Linked DNA regions of Homo sapiens: region 2 is linked to region 1. Evidence: read pairs that join two places in POLR2A ChIA-PET (ENCODE). Cell type or tissue: PC-9. All regions are shown on one strand. Links, peaks and the distances in the headings refer to the core of each region. The heading gives the core; the rest is flanking DNA. Region 1 holds the start of CIDEA (cell death inducing DFFA like effector a). Region 2 holds the start of LOC107985154 (a long non-coding RNA gene).

Region 1 (8,329 bases), core at 217-8,216:
TCGGGGAGTGGGGAGGCATCCATACTTTGGAGAAAGAGCAGAGCCCACTGTGGCATCACCCCACAGATACTGCTGGGAGCCGAGGGAAGGCAATGCTGAGGTCCCTCCCTGAGGGTGTGGGTGTCAGGTGGAGCCCACTGTTCACAGCTGCACAGGCTCTGTGACAACAAACATTTGGTGAATTGAACTAAAAAGCTGGGTTCCCAATCCTGGTTGCCCGGGCACAGAGTAGTTGTTGAACATGGATGAATGAAACCTGTCGAGTGAGAGTGGAATGAATTTGTGTGCTGGAGACGAGAATATGCTGGAAGGCTGGGCATGACTCGCACTGTTGTCTTCTCCATCATCTGTTGGGTTTGCAGCCAAGTCCCCTGGAGCTCAGTCTGCCCTCTGCCCTCTCCCACCTCTCCCCACCACCCTCCTAGCGCAGCACTCCAGGATTCCCACTCAGCAGCAGGGCAGTGACCGACTTTTACTCCCAGCCTGAAGATCTGCATGAGAACCAATGCACACCAGGGCTATGCTGCCTCCGTGACCAAGGGGTCCCCAGGGCCTGGTCTCACCACCATCTCCGCTTCCACCACAGACTTGCTCCCGTCCAGGATTCCTCATCTCTCCAGTCTCCCAAGCTCAAAACCCCAGGGTGATCTCCTGCTGGGTCCCTTCTGCCATCGCCATGGCCTGGAAATGTTTGCTAGTCCCCACCCCACCCCCATGTCCACACTCAGTGCCCAGGTCTTTATTTTTATTTTGTTAGAAGTGATAATGTCACTATGGTTATGTATGAGATCATGTCCTTGTTTCTCCAGAGATGCAAGCTAAAGGATTTAATTTGGAAGGGTTCAAATTCAAATATAAAGAACAAAGAAATATGTCAAAATGTTAACAGTGGTTGAATCCAGGGGCTGGGTGTAAGTGTGCTCATTGTACTGTTCTCTCTTATCTATCTATCTATCTATCTATCTATCTATCTATCTATCTATCTTATATATAGATAGATAGATATATACACACAAACAGATTTTTTTCTTTCTTTAGAGAGAAAGTCTCACTCTGTTGCCCATATTGGAGTGCAGTGACATGATCACAGCTCACTGCAACCTCAAACTCCTGGGCTCAGGTGATCCTCCCTCCTCAGCCTCCTGAGTAGCTAGCACTACAGGTGCTCGCCGTCATGCTTGGCTAATTATCGTTATTTTTGTGTAGAGATAGTAGTCTCACAGTGTTACCCAGGCTGGTCTCAAATTCCTGGCTTCAAGCCATCCTCCTGTTTTGGCCTCCCAAAGTACTGGGATTACAGATGTAAGCCAGTACCCTCAGCCCTGTTCTTTCTATGTATCTCTATATTTGAACTTTTTCACAATAAAAAGGTTAGAGGTAAGTTGACCTGAATTGATTGGACCCATTTTCTCATCCATCACATTGGGGCTGTGAGTGGGAGGGGCAGTGAATGACCTCCTAAAGCTGTGTCCGCTCAGTGCCTCTGGGGGAAGCTGCCCCCTGTGAGCCTGGAGCTGGGTGTTCCCAGCAGGCGGAGTCCTTGACTCTGGAAGGCAATTGCCTTTGGCTTCAACAGTCCTGCAAGTCACAAGGCTTGTTGACCACGGTGACCCTTTCTGAGAGCCAGCGGAGGAAGAGGGCGGGCATAGGGTCAGGTCTTAAGAGATCAGGTCAGTCTGCTCAAACCAGGTGGGCTCAGGAGGAGCCGGCGAGGGTCCCGCTGCAGCTCCCGAAACGCTGTTTCCAGGCGGCAGTCAGCAGTTGGGCACGAGAGGATATCCTAGCAAGCCTCCATCCCAGAAAGTTACACCTCTTACTGCCCGAGTCCCACCCCTCAACACTGAGCCCACCTCTTCAGTCCTGTAGTGAGGGGTTCTGGGAACCCCTTGTAACTGCCCGCCTTCCTCGGAGGTCTCAGAGGCCCTAATTGCGTCTTCCGATGGGAACAACCATGAGAGCAGGGTGTGGACGGAAGTCCCCCAGCCCCAGCGGGGTTCACTCTTTGCCTCCTCACTCTGCGAGGGTCCCTTACTACAGCTAAAAGGCAATTCATGCAGTCCAAAGGCTCCTTTCCCCTCCCGTTCTGCATGCCCTTCTCACTGTCCCCAAATGCTCATGACATGGCCTTGAGAGCAGCGCAGCGGGCAGGAAGCCCAGGCGCCTCGGAGAACCTGAAGGGCTGCAGGTCCCGGTGTCTGCGGCAGCTTCCGCATCCCTGCAGGGAACCAGCGGCTCGCTGAGCCTGGGGCTGGGCTCTGGGGGACTCCAGAGCTGGAGGCAAGTGGCGCTCACATCCGTCTCCTCACCTGCCCCACCCGTGGCCTGGGTTTAAAATCCACATACCCGTCTTTCCGCGGCCAAAGTGATGCTGCCAGGATTGGTTATGACCCCAACTGCCCCGACCCCCAGAAGTGCAAAACGAACAGGCTGGCAAGTGACCAAAAGAGACCCGGGGAGCATCTGGGCTTCCAAGGTCCTCGGTACGGCCCAAGGCAGCGAAGGACGCGCGGCTCCAGGCTGCGGGAGCCAGGACGACCGGGGGCTCCCAGAGCGCGAAGTCGCGATCCTCGGCGGTGGAGAGCTCGTGCCAAAACGTCCTCCCCTGCGCCAGTCAGGCCTTCGCGGGGCTGGCAGGCGGGCGGGGGCGGGGCCGCCGCACTTTAAGAGGCTGTGCAGGCAGACAGACCTCCAGGCCCGCTAGGGGATCCGCGCCATGGAGGCCGCCCGGGACTATGCAGGAGCCCTCATCAGGCGAGTGCCCCGCGTCCCCCTGATTGCCGTGCGCTTCCAATCGCCTTGCGTTCGGTGGCCTCATATTCCCCTGTGCGCCTCTAGTACCGTACCCCGCTCCCTTCAGCCCCCTGCTCCCCGCATTCTCTTGCGCTCCGCGACCCCGCGCACACACCCATCCGCCCCACTGGTGCCCAAGCCGTCCAGCCGCGCCCGCGGGCAGAGCCCAATCCCGTCCCGCGCCTCCTCACCCTCTTGCAGCTGGGCACAGGTACCAGGTGTGGCTCTTGCGAGGTGCGCGGGCGTCTGCAAACCAGGTGACAGCTGGCGAGTGGCTGCATGCATCTCTGGCCGCTGCTGCAGTCGCGGGCGCAGAAGAGGGTCCGGTCCCAGGAACCCCGAGCAAAGCTTCCGCGATGCGAGGGGACCGGGCTTCTGGGGGTCCTGGAAATCACAACGGGAGCTGGGCGCGGGAGGGGCCCAGGCTTGGCCCCTCCTGGAAGCGCGGGCTCTGGTCTCCGAGGGGAGGCCCCAACCGTCCGGCGGAGCCCTCCAGGTTGGTGGTGCTGGGAGAAGCGCTCCTCCTTGCCTCCGGGTCCAAGGGCGGAGACGCTGCCTGGGGAGCAGGGGGGACAAGGGGCGGGTGGACCCTGAGGAGTCTTCCCTGCGCTTCGCACCCGCTCGTGGTCGAACAGGCAGCATTGGCTATTTTCCTGCTTGGGTTAATATTCATATCCCAACAGACCCAAGCCAATTCTTGGTAAAATCCTAAGTCATTGCGTGGCAGCAACTGTAAAGTAAGGTCTAAGAGGGAGATCGTGTTTCTCTGAAGATCAAGTACCTGGAAAAGGATAGAGAACCATTTGCGGGCTTGAAGGTGCAGGCGTTCAGCGGCGCCGGGTCCCACTGTGTGTGCTACGTGTGGCGGGCAGAGAGACTACATGTGTGAAAGGGAGCGGTCCGGCTACGAAACGCAATCTATGAGCTTCCAATCCCGGGTTCTTAAATGGGAGCTGTTGTAGACACTGCAGGTTAGAAGCATCTTTCTCTTTAAAAATAAGCCCACAGTACAAGTCGGGGCGGTGGCAGGGGGACGCTGAGAAACACCTGCTTCGTGTATGGTCATTAACACGCTTAGGCCTAAAGGTCAGGGCCCTGTATCTTTTGCGTTCTTCCAGAACCATCCACACCACAGTCCCACTTCCAGGAGGGGAGGTCTTAGCAGTTTGGAATGCGTCCTTCCAACCACTTTTCCAGTGAATTCACAACACACCCACTGTTCCTCCGGAGCATGGGGGAAGGAGGTGTGGGCTGACTCGCACTAACCAATCCTGGTTGGCCTCTGAGCAGGATTCAGGCTGAGCCTGTCCCTGCCTCTGACTATTATAACAGCTCACCAAAATCCAAAATGCATCTGTGTGGGGTCTCTGTGAGGTCGTGTGAAGTGGAAGTGACTTGCTTATGAGCTGTTGACAAATGAAACATTGGGAAACCTTGAGTCTCCTAGGACACATTCCTTCCAGCTTGGCTCATCCCAGGAGTGAATGACTCTACCTGTTATGGACAAGCTGTTGCTGCAGTTCTTTGAAATCTACCTGCTTCCAGGCTGAACTACTGTCATTCTGTGAAATCTACCTGCTCCCAGGCTGAACTACTGTCATTCTGTGAAATCTACCTGCTCCCAGGCTGGACTACTGTCATTCTGTGAAATCTACCTGTTACCAAACTAAACTGGAAGAAAACAATCTGTAATTCTTGTTGAAGGGAAAACACCTTTTCTTCCCTGCCCCTCTCTAAAACCCTGTCCGGGCAAAAGAGCCAGAGGCCAGGTCCTAACATATTTGCTAATTGTGCTCTTGCTGGACTTCGGCTTCCTCTCAGGGTTCCTTAATTTAAACCAGGTCCAGGATGTCATAATTCTGTCTTTATTAGTAACTACATTTTACCAAGGAAAGAACCGAATCAATGTGCACAAAAATTTTTAAAAATCAGGTACTTGTAGTCAGTGGTGAAACCTTAACCCAGGCATTTGTTAGTCAGCTAGAATCGTTAGGGGCCTTGGTCCTGAGGAAAGCAGCCTGAGGTCTCACAACAAAGCTCCAGACATCAAGGAGGTCCACATGCAGGTTGACTATCACAGACAAAGTCTGCTCTGTTCCTGTGTTCTGCCAGTGATAACATTCCTGCCAAACGCTGAAGTTGTTATGAAGCTGGTACATGTTATAAGCTTCGTGTGAAATGGCTGCTTTCATAGCTATCTAGCACATTTTTCCTTTCCTTGAACAAGGAACTCTAGGTTTTGTGCTGCTATTTCAGTACAAATTTCACCAGTCTTCTTAGTGACATTAGTAAGGAATTAAGTATGCTACAAGTCAATCTCTCAGCTTTCTGCTTCTTGAATTTAAATTCTTATTTTAACGAAACTGCAAAGTGTTCAAAGACTTCATGGTCATGTATTGAACACTTGATAATGTCAAGCCTTTAGGTAGCTTGCGAAGAACTGAGCCATGAACCAGGCAGTCCTTGTCGGGGCGAGTTTATCTGGGGGGTAGGTGTGCTCCCACCTGCATATGTCACGTCCAAGAGCCCTAGGGGAGCCGGGCAGCAGGAAGTCTCGTCAAGGCAGCACTTGCTTCCCTGCTTCCTGCCACTGACCCCACCATCCTCTGACACTGTCTCTACAGCTCAGGGACTCTTCTCCAGGCCTGTGGAGCACTTTCCCAGCCCTCCCTTCCTTCTCTGCGTGGCTGTGCTTGACCTCACACTTCCCTCCTTGGCATTCCCTGCTGCTCTTGGTGACAGTGCTCGGTTGGCTTCTGTCCAATTCCTGTGTACTGCTTCTTCCTCCCACGGTGGCTGCCTCTTTTTCTTCCTAATGATGAGATGCAGAGTTCCCTCAGCCATCACTGCCCCCTGAATATTCCCAGGCACTATTTTACACAGCCTGTACTGCTGCCCCCTCACCCATGACACCAAAATATTTCACTTTGAGGAAGACCTTAATACTGGGCCCTTTTCCTCCATAGGTGGCATGTAAAGAAAGCTTTTTAATTCTCTGTACGGCTCAGGTTTGTTTTACTGGAGAAGAGTTCAGGTCTACTGTCAGTCTGTGGCTTGTTGGTGTATTTCACACACTTTTGGAAGTTGGCGGCGCCCTGCCTCCCTCGGGGCAGAATACAAAACCTTCCCTTCCCACCTGTTCCTGAGAGACATGCCGTTTCACAGCGTTCTATGAAGTCTGACTTTTCCTCTCTGGATTTCTGTGAAACAGCCTACTTCCTTAAACAAACTGTTTCCTTATATCTTCCCTGTTAGAGGGTTATTTCCCTTTCTGTTTCCTGTGGTTGTGTGCCCCCACTTTCACAGGAATTAGGAGCGGCAGTTCTCATGTGTGGTGTGTCTAAACGCAGGATCCTAGGGCCGCTCAGTGGCCCTGCTTTTAGGCACGGTGCTGATGGCCAGTGATAGAGATGACTCTACTCAGCGGGCTGGAGGTGACTTGGGTGGAGACGGTGGCTTGTTCATGTAGCAGCAGATTCGGTACCTGTAGGGTCCTGGAGTACATAGGCCTGGCGTGCAGAACATCTCATTCAACCCCTTTCTGTGTTACATATGAGACAGCCTTGATTTTACATAATTTGACCCAGAAATCACTCACCTCCTCCTTGACAAGAAGGTGGGGTGTAAATTTCCTTTCCTCTGTGCCCCCACCAGCCTTTCCTCCAGCAGTGACGCAGCTCTTGGTTTGGAAATGCTACAGGTGAGAACAATAGGTGTTTTTTCACTGACGATGGCAATCTTGAGGGCAGGTGAAGGCAGGGAGAACCAGAAATGGTTGCCAGCTCTTATCTTGTCAGACAGGTAAAGACCGCAGGAACCTGGAATTAATCATCTGGGCCAGGTCACCGGAGCACAGGTGCTTACGAAGGCGTGAGCATGTTCGTCCAATGAGGAGATGCAGGGCCAGGGCTGCGCCTTTGACCACTGGGGCTGGACCTAGCATTGGAAGACATGGACCATGTTCTCTCATTTCTCTGATTTTGGCCTAGCATCTTTCACTCAGTAAATAGATGGCGTGCTGACAGGCGCTGTGGGAAAGTAGGAGATGCACCGCCAGACTCCGTGAGACAGATGCTAGAGGCCTTGTGCAAGACTGTGGTGACTTCCTGCCTTGGGGGCGAAGAGGGGCTCTTTCTCGCTGCTGAGGCCGGGCCCTTCTCTCTTGTGGGAGCCGCGTCTTCTGGCCAGGTGCCGCACCGCTGGGTGGAAGCCGGAGCTGGATTCAGACCCTGGTCTAGCCTTTGCTGCCCTGACGATTCGCCTCCTGCTTTCCCCAGGCCTAGGTTTCACTGTAAGGTGGATCCCAAGGAGTGGTAAGGCAAGGCGCTAGCTCTCACACACGAGGGTTTGGCATCCAGCGGCACTTGGGCCTTTCTGTCACCCTCCTTGAGGGGACTTCAGCTAGTTTAAATTTCAGCTGCCATGATGAGGTGGAGGCGACGCCAGGGTTCTGAACGTGAAATGTAACACAGCCCGTCCTCACCGCCCTCTCCCCCCGGGTCACCAGGAGTGAGAGTGTGCCCGAATTCCCCGTGGTGTCAGCACAGCAGTGTTGTTTATGGCATTGTGTAACTGAGAACCCTGCGTCACTCTCTTAATCGAGGTGACAGTTCAGAAGCTGTGTGCCAGTCCTGGGGCCGCGTTGGTGCACAGCCCGGCCGGGCGAGGCTCTGATTGGCTAGGTGGGTCCCTGGCAAACGTGTGCGGGTCATTCTGACAGGTCCGGAGCCCCAACCCAGCACATTTCCCTCGGGCTTGCCTCATTGAAAACAAACTGTGTAGCAACTTTGTCTACCCAGAAGGGAAAGGCGTTGAGGGCATGAACTCGAAGCGCTGCTGTGCTTTCAGCCATAGAGCAGCTTTTCCGCACAGCCCTCTAGATAGATGTTTATTGCTTGAGATTTGAAGTTCAGAGGATGGATAACAAAACAACCTGCTCCCACAACCAAAAAAAGTCTTGGCTTTGGACAGACCTGGGATCAGGTTTTATCTTTTTCCCTTATTGACTGGCCCACTTGGAGAAGCCACTCTGAGCCTCAGTTTTCTCATCCGTGAAGTGGGGCAATAGTTTCCTTGCAAGGTTGTGAGGATAATTTGCTAATATTAATTAATATTGAATTAATGGGCATGGTGGTGCACACCTGTAATCCCAGCACTTAGGGAGGCCAAGGTGGGCAGATCACGAGGTCAGGAGTTGGAGACAAGCCTGAACAACATGGTGAAAACCTTTTCTTTACTAAAAATACAAAAATTAGCCAGGCATGGTAGCGGGCGCCTGTAACCCCAGCTACTCAGGAGGCTGAGGCAGGAGAATTGCTTGAACCCGAGAAGCAGAGGCTGTAGTGAGCCCAGATGGCATCACTGCACTCCAGCCTGGGCAACAGAGCGAGACTCTGTCTCCAAAAACAAACAAACAAAAATTGAACTAACATTAACAAGAGCTGAAATTGCTAATACACTGCTGGCCATGGTGCTTAGATGCCAGCAGTTATGAGGCCCTGATGTCATCCTGGCCAAGGATACTCCAGACCAAATTCTT
Region 2 (8,329 bases), core at 19-8,018, 76 kb after region 1:
AAAACACCCTATGAGGAAAGGAAGTGGCCAGTGTGGCAATGCCTGCAGGTGCAAAGGTCCAGCAGGGGGCGCCTGTTCTCCTGGCATGCTGAGCTGTGGAGTCCAAACAGCTGCTTCCACGGCCTGCCGGGGACAGGTGGGTATCTCAGGCTGCTGGGAAGTAGCCATGGGTGGAGCATGCATGGCCTGGGGCCATGGCAGGGATGCCACTAGATTGTGTTAATTCTAAAGCCACTGTTCCGACAACATCAACACCACACAAGGCAAGCTGGAATAATGCTAAAACAGACTGCTAAAAATGTAAATAGTTAAAAATGCCAGTGTCTCCTCCATGTCCAAATAACAGCAATTGATAGAAGACATAGCAAATCTTCCTCATGCCATCTTTTTTAAGGAATTTTGATATAGGTTTGCAACACTACAGACTCACTTTTCTGGAAGCACATAACCAATAACTCCCTTTCAATAGACAATAGGAGCAGCTTACCAGTCAGACCACTCCTGAGATGTCCCCAGAGAGCCAGGGCCCAGGGGACTCCAGCTTAGTTCCACTGTTCCTTCTCTAAAATCCAGGTGACGGCTCAGGTCAGCCTGCCAGGCCCGCTACAGTTATACGTTAACTTCTATACCCAGAAGGTGTGGCCAACATCTGGCCATGACTGGCCTCTTGAGGACCTGCACTGGGGTGGTTATCACAGATTCAGGCCATGACTAACCCCTCAGGACCCATGTACTTTATATCCAGAGCTCAGTGCATCTTTACAGGACACATAACTCTAGAAGGTTCCAACCTCCTGTGGGAGCTAATGAGAACCAGCGAGGCTGAGATTTTGAAGGATTCTCCTCTAAAAAGCAAGAAAATTTAATTTCTTGCCATTATGTTTTCTAAAAATATCCAGAGCATAAATAGGGACCCTATGTGTGTTCAGAAAAGTACAGTGTTGACATTTTATTTTTTATGTAAAGAAGCCATATTTACATAATACATTCATATTTTTAAGTATGTTACAGCTCCTGTAGAAAACCATTCCATTAAGACAGCAACAAGTGATCTGGATTCAATCTTTAAAATATTAAGTCAAATTAAAATGTTCTTATCAAGACTCCAATTTAATTTCACAGCCCATCTGCACAGGGGAACTGAGGAGAAACAGGAATGAAGAGTGGGCGACAAAGAGAAAGCATCCCTTCCCACACGCCAAGAGTCCAGTGCAACGATCCCTGCCACACGGTCAGCCGACCCCACTTGGTGCCACAGGGTCCAGCCTCGGCCACTCTGGGCTCAACCTTTCCAGCACGTCTGGGAGCCCAATGAGGCTATGGGACAGTGTGCATTTCCCTCAAGGCCTCCGGAAAGTCACCTGCCACCCACTGTGACCTCTGAGGCTGAAAGGACTAAGGACTCCTTTCCCCATCATTTCAGCTGGGCCAGTGGCTGGCTAAAATCAGCGCAGCATTCCCATTCTTCTGAAAGCCACAGCTGAAATAATGCACCAGCTGAAACCACAGTGGACAGACTGAGATGGCCTCCCTCTGGGCCTCTAGTTGGCAACTTTCTCACCCGGGGGCTCCTCTTTCTCCTTTTCCCGCTCCTTGTTCCAGTCCTTAAGGCCTTCTGGAAGTGAGGTGTCCTCATCCAAGCTGCCAGTGCCTTCCACAAATTCTTCATAGGTAGATTTTTCCGCAAATGGTCTGGGGCCCAAAAGTTCAACCATATCATTCTTATCTAATACTTCTTTTTCTAACAACAGAAGAGCAACCTGAAATATGAACAATTTTCATTAAATACAGTTACTCAGCAAAGTCTATTCAGAAATATTAATTTTTTATTTACAGGTGACCCCATTCCAAAAAAGGATTTAAGACCAATGAAAAAGATGTCTCATACATAAGGTTGCATAGTTTTAGAGTAAGATGTGCAAAATATCAAAGCAACCAATGTCCATCTGTAAGGGATACATTTCCATACTAGACATATTTCCACACATCTGCACAATGAATGCTGACCATCTATAATGAGGAGGAAGCTGGCCGGGCGCGGTAGCTCGCGCCTGTAATCCTAGCACTTTGGGAGGCCGAGGCGGGTGGATCACAAGGTCAAGACCATCCTGGCCAACAGGGTGAAACCGTGTCTCTACTAAAAATGCAAAAAAATAGCTGGGCATGGTGGTGTGCGCCTGTAGTCCCAGCTACTTGGGAGGCTGAGGCAGGAGGATCACTTGAACCCGGGAGGCGGAGGTTGCAGTGAGCCAAGATTGTGCCACTGCACTCCAGCCTGGGCGACAGAGCGAGACTCCTTCTCAAAACAAACAAACAAAAAAAAATAGGAGGAGGCTGTGTATGTTCTATATACATCTCAGAGATACACACTTCAATTAAAAAAACAAGATGTTCAGTGTGCACAGCATCTTACGTTTGCTTTTCTGAGGTGATAAGAATGTATCTTTTTATGTGCATTAAAGCAGAATAGGCAGCCAAGTGCAGTGGCTCACACCTGTAATCCCAGCACTTTGGGAGGCCGAGGTGGGCGGATCACCTGAGGTCCGAAGTTCGACACCAGCCTGGCCAAAATGGCAAAACCCCGTCTCTACTAAAAATACAAAAATTAGCCAGGCGCAGTGGTGGGTGCCTGTAAGCCCAGCTACTCAGGAGGCCGAGGCAGGAGAATGGCTTGAACCCAGGAGGCAGAGGTTGCAGTGAGCCGAGATCGCGCCATTGCACTCCAGCAGCCTGGGCAACAGAGCAAGACTCGGTCTCAAAAAAAAAAAAACAGACTAGGCAGGAGCCATCAGCTTAGGGCTTTTTCTGTACCCAGAACCCATCCATACACAAACTGGAACTTAACCTAGAGGCATTCTTTGTAACTAACTTCAAATTAAGCTTCTACCAATCATAAACAGCCAACCAGCCAACTGTGGCAGAACTTGGGACCATGCATTGGACCACACAAATAAGGCAAATGCCCAGCAGTAGCCAATCAAGCAGTCATGCACCGCTAAGAGCAGTCATGCACTGCTAACAACGTTTCAGTCAATGATGGGCCCCATGTAGATGGTGGTCCCGTAAGATTATAATACCTTATTTTAACTGTACCTTTTCTATGTTTAGATGTGTTTAGATACCATTGTGTTACAATGGCCTGAAGCATTCAGTACAGTCACATGCGAGCAGGTATGCAGCCTAGGAGCAATAGGCCACACCACACAGCCTAGGTGTGCGGCAGGTGTAGCGCACTCTGATGCCTGCACGACGACAAAATCAACTAACAGCAAACTCCTCAGACCGTATCCCCATCATTAAGCAACACATGACTGCAGTTTCTTTCTTTGCTTCTAGGCTCAGCCTACAAAAGCTTGCTGCTCATGCTGCCGGAGCAGAGCTCTGAACTTCTAATTCTGAGGGCTGCCCGATTCCCAAACTGTTCTTTGCTCAAATAAACTTATCTGTTAAATTTACTTTGTCTAAAGTTTCTTTTAAATGGTACATAAAAAATATATGGCCACGCGCAATGGCTCACGCCTGTAATCCCAGCACTTTGGGGCGGCGGATCACCTGAGGTCAGGAGTTCGAGACCAGCCTGCCCAACATGGTGAAACCCTGTCTCTACTAAAAATACAAAAATTAGCCTGGCGTTGTGGCACCTGCCTGTAATCCCAGCTACTCAGGAGGCTGAGGCGGGAGAATTACTTGAACCCAGGAGGCGGAGGTTGCAGTGAGCCAAGATGGAGGCACTGCACTCCAGCCTGGGCAACAGAGGGAGAGTCTGTCTAAAAGTAAATAAATAAATATATATATATATATATATATATATATATATATATATATATATATATATATAAAACAAGGGCAGAGATACAAAATGAAGGCAGGAAGGTTAATGTGACAGTAGTTTACTTTGAAGTTCTATTCATTTGTTACAGCTGGACCATAAATTTGACATTACACGTTTTAACAGCCTACAGAAAAAGGGACCCCTACCGGAGTACACACATGGAAGTGTGACGGTATCATGAGAAGAGGGAACAGTGTTTATGTTAGATCATATACCTAGTGTAAAGAAAATTAAGCAGTTTAAATTATAAGTTGATCTCATAAAATGATTTTTTTTTTTTTTTTTTGAGACAGAGTCTTGTTCTGTCACCCAGGCTGGAGTACAATGGCGCGATGTTGGCTCACTGCAACCTCCGCCTCCCAGGTTCAAGTGATTCTCCTGCCTCAGCCTCCCCAGTAGTTGGGATTACAGGCGTCCACCACCACGCCCAGCTAACTTTTTGTATTTTAAGTAGAGATGGGGTTTCACCATGTTGGCCAGGCTAGTCTCAAACTCAGCCCCTCAAAGTACTGGGATTACAGGGATAAGCCACTGCACCTGGCCAGACTTATTTCTTGAGATAACTCCTTACTCTGAAATTTAATCTATTTGTAGTTTGCAATAAATGTTATGTTTTTAAAGATATAAAATTATGAAAGTTTTGTCTTTTCAGTTTTTAAAAATTTTATTATAAAATGCTTCAAATAGGTACAAAAGTGGAAAGAATGGATAATCCCCATGTAACCACTATCAACAGTGATCAATTTAGAAACATTCTTGTTTCAGCTCTCTAGATTATTTTTAAGAAAATCCCAGATGTCATATCATTTTATCCATATATATATATATATTTTTTGTCTATATCTCTAAAAGATTAGGATTGTTTAGAAAACCAGAATACTATAATGCTCTGATTTTAAAAATATATTGTCTGCATATACGTAAGGGAAAAAAGCTTTAGGATTCATTCTTAGGCCATTTTTAATTCTCAATTTGCTTATACACACACACACACACACACCATAGTTGTGGGTGATCACTTACATTTCAATAATTTAATCCAATATATAAAAAATATATATTATATATAACATATACTATATAACATATAATATATTATATACTATAATATATTATATATTATATAAATATATTATATAAATTATATATAATATAAAATATATTAATAATATATAAAAATATATAATCTATTATATAATAGATTATAATCTATTATATAACTATTATATAATAGATTATAATCTATTATATAACTATTATATAATAGATTATATATATAATATATATAATATATAATAATCTAATATATATAATAATAGATAATATAATAAATAATATATATAATAATCTAATATATAATCTATTATATAAATATATGATATATAATTATATAAATATATAGATTATATATTATAAATATAGATTATATATAATATATAAATATATATTATATATTATAAATATATAATATATAAAATTATATATATAATATATAATTATATATATATATTTTTTCCCCCTGAAACAGGGTCTCACTTGTCACCCAGGCTGGAATGCAGTGACGTGATCACAGCTCACTGTAGCCTCTAGCCTCAACTTCCTGGGCTCAGGTGATCCTCCCATCTCAGCCTCCAAGTAGCTGGGACTACAGATGCACACCACCATGCCGGGCTAATTTTTTATATTTTTAGTACAAACAGGGTTTCACCATGTTGCCCAGGCTAGTCTCGAATTCCTGGGCTCAAGTGATCCACCCACCTCAGCCTCCCAAAGTGCTGGGATTATAGACATGTGCCACAGTTCTTGGCCAAAATATTATTTCAACATGTGACGACACAAAACATGATTGAGGTTTTTTTACATTCCTTTCTTCATGCTGAATCTTCAGTAACCAGCATGCACTTGACATTTAACAGTTCTCGATTCACAGCGGCCACCAAGTGCTCGGCAGCCCTCCGCAGCTGCCTTACAGGGCCACACAGGCTCAGGGAGAGGGGAACGACCAGGGCTCTGCAGGCAGGACACCTGGGTCAGACCCTGGCTGTGCTGCTTACCCACTGTATGACCCTAAGCAAAGCTACCTGACCTCTCTCTGTTAACAGCTTCTTCACCTGAAACTGATGTAAGAGGTCACTAATGTTAGCCACCTCATGAGGTCACAGGGTTTTCAGAAAGGAACCCTCAGGCAGTGCCTGGTACACAGGTGTTGGGTGAATGCTGGCAAGCCCTCAGGTACACACTCCCTGCCCTCGCAGAGTCTGGAAGGCAATGGTTTCAGGAGCACAGGCCCTAGCCCCTCTCTTCTCCATAGCCTCCCTACCTCCTGGCTGGCTCTGCAGTATTCTGCACGTGGCTCATTCTCTCTGATGGACCAGAAAGTACTTCAAAACTGTCCAGTGTTTCAAGAGCCTCACCATGCTAACCCAATTCTCCTTTCAATAAACAGACCTTAGTTGTGCAGCGTGAGTCGTGTGAGTACAGACACTGAGACTGTGGATGGGTGGGAGAACTGGGGAGATTCTCACATCACTGCAGACCTCCTCAGTGCCTCACAGAGGGCTCATCTGGACTGGGCTCTTCTGCATTCCTGTCTTTCACAGCTCAACACCTGGCTATCTGGCAGCCCTGACCTCTGTTCATATTCTGATTGCAAATGCGCCTTGCTCAAATCCTCTTGGGTGTTGAGACCAAACCGTTTATCACTCCCTTTCCTCCCCCTGCCCAGGGATGCCTTGGAGTCATTCTTGGGCTTTCTTCTCTTTTGTTCTCTATGAAGTCTTGGTTTTACAGCTCTGCCTTTGCCTTTTTATTTTCATGGCCACCCCTGCAGGCACCACCTGAGGAGTGCTGAGATGCCCCCACTGCTTCCAAGCTGGTCTGGTCTGTGTTCCTGTTCCAATCCAGCTGGCATGCTGCCACCACACTCTCCTGAAATGATCTTTTCATCATTTCTGCTCAAGATTCTTTAAGGACTCCTTTAAGAACTACTACAAAATAAGGAGGCTGGGTTAGATCATTTTTAAGATCACTTCTACTTCTAAAGCTGTGTGCCTCAACTTTCTACCTAGCTCTGGAGGGCCTGGGACTTATGAAAGGAAAATAAAATCTCGGGACCCTAAACGCATTATGCCAAGGGGAAAAGTTAAGCTTGGAAACTGAGTTGCACAAGAGCTGCCTTCCTATTGTTCCTAAAGAGATGGCTGCAAAGACAGAAACCATTTATCTCCCCAGGTGGCCTCCCTCACTCATTGCTCACAAGGAGATTCCTTGTGGGCCCTAAAACCTTTACCCTGAAACAAAGTTCTGCTGGATCTCACCCTGACAATGTAAGTTAACAGCTTATCTCACAGGAATGGACAAAGACCAGACCAGAAATCATCCCTCTGCCAACCTGAGACAAATGTGTATTTGACTCTTTCTTCTACTCTATGTTTACTTTATTGCATGTAAAATGAGGATTTACTGAACAAGAGATGCATGCGTAACTGACATCCCTCTACTCCTCCTTTCACATGTCACATGTGGATTCAATGGGCAAAAATCAAGAATGCGACCACTCACCTTCACCACCTACCCTCCCCTTTTCTCCCTTCCTCCTTCCCTTCCTGCCACTCTTTCCCCTTTAAATATTCAAGCCCTCGAAGCTCTCTCTGGAAAAAGCAGGGACCACAGATCCCCTGTAACTGGTGTTTCTTTTTCCCTGGGTACATCCTCAACCTTGACGAAACAAACCTCTAAGCTGACAGAGATCTGTCTCAGCCACTCTTGGGTCTACAGGGTCCACCACCTGCAAGTGCAGCAGGCTCAGGGCTGCCCCCGGGCTCCACGCCGCACACTCTTCCTTCCCCTTCCTTCAGCTCTATGACCTGCTCATCCTTCTGGGTACCTCGGCCCTATCTCCTGCAGAGCCGTCCTGGACCACTCTGCCCATGCTGGCCTTTTCTTCCTCAGAGCCCTGCTGCATGCTTTCCAGTGTTTTGGGGATGCTGGTGCTCACTCATTTCACTGCACACTTTTGTGCACCGACAGCATGGATTCTTCTGAAGTCTAACATAGGGGTTATAGTCGGCTTCTTGAAGACTTGCTGATTGAACAGCATAATCTTAGTGAAGCTGCCTTTGCAAAATTATAACAGCAAGAGAAATTTGGCATGGCTGACTCCATCTTGCTTCTAGCCTCACACACTGTCCTCACTTGTTCCCGGGTGTGGGCCAAGCTAGCTTCGGGAGGAATTTATAGTTTAAATGATAATAGCACTTCCCCAAAACTAAACTACCCTTGTAAAACTAATGAAAGGCCACCAAATTAGGAGGATAAGAGGAGACTGCATTCTACTAAGATGTAGGCATGGTTAAATAATTACCAGCCATTATTATGGAGGTCAGATTTGCAACTTCCCCAATTACTCCTACAGATAACATCTACTGTAAAACTTAGGCTTGGCCTTTTGCGATAGCTTTTCAGCTTTTTGCATTTCTGACAACCAATGGCTCCACC

The links. Peaks named below come from ENCODE experiments on the same cell type or tissue, not always from the same donor. Only the 100,000 strongest peaks of a DNase experiment are listed, where the experiment ranks them.
Region 2: POLR2A ChIA-PET joins it to region 1 with 5 read pairs; 5 of 35 experiments call an interaction of 5 or more read pairs at or near these places.

Annotation. Positions count from the first base shown.
Region 1 is chr18:12,251,671-12,259,999 of GRCh38, forward strand. It overlaps CIDEA (cell death inducing DFFA like effector a), which reads left to right and starts at 2,691. Exons shown (of 5, transcript NM_001279.4): 1 at 2,691-2,751. The coding sequence starts at 2,714. LOC105371996 (a long non-coding RNA gene) reads left to right here and starts at 3,343. Exons shown (of 2, transcript XR_935158.3): 1 at 3,343-3,761; 2 at 3,909-5,786. RefSeq lists enhancers at 1,827-2,433, 6,589-7,089. In PC-9, for the core only: no CTCF peak of the experiment used is centred there; DNase peaks (open chromatin) are centred at 4,131 and 6,581; H3K27ac peaks cover 5,155 bases.
Region 2 is chr18:12,328,024-12,336,352 of GRCh38, forward strand. AFG3L2 (AFG3 like matrix AAA peptidase subunit 2) reads right to left here. Exons shown (of 17, transcript NM_006796.3): 17 at 921-1,760. The coding sequence ends at 1,542. It overlaps LOC107985154 (a long non-coding RNA gene), which reads left to right and starts at 5,589. Exons shown (of 2, transcript XR_002958227.2): 1 at 5,589-8,329. It also overlaps a transcript of TUBB6 not described here. RefSeq lists enhancers at 1-392, 6,173-7,028, 7,887-8,329 and a silencer at 1-221. In PC-9, for the core only: CTCF peaks have their summits at 65 (motif pointing right) and 268; a DNase peak (open chromatin) is centred at 118.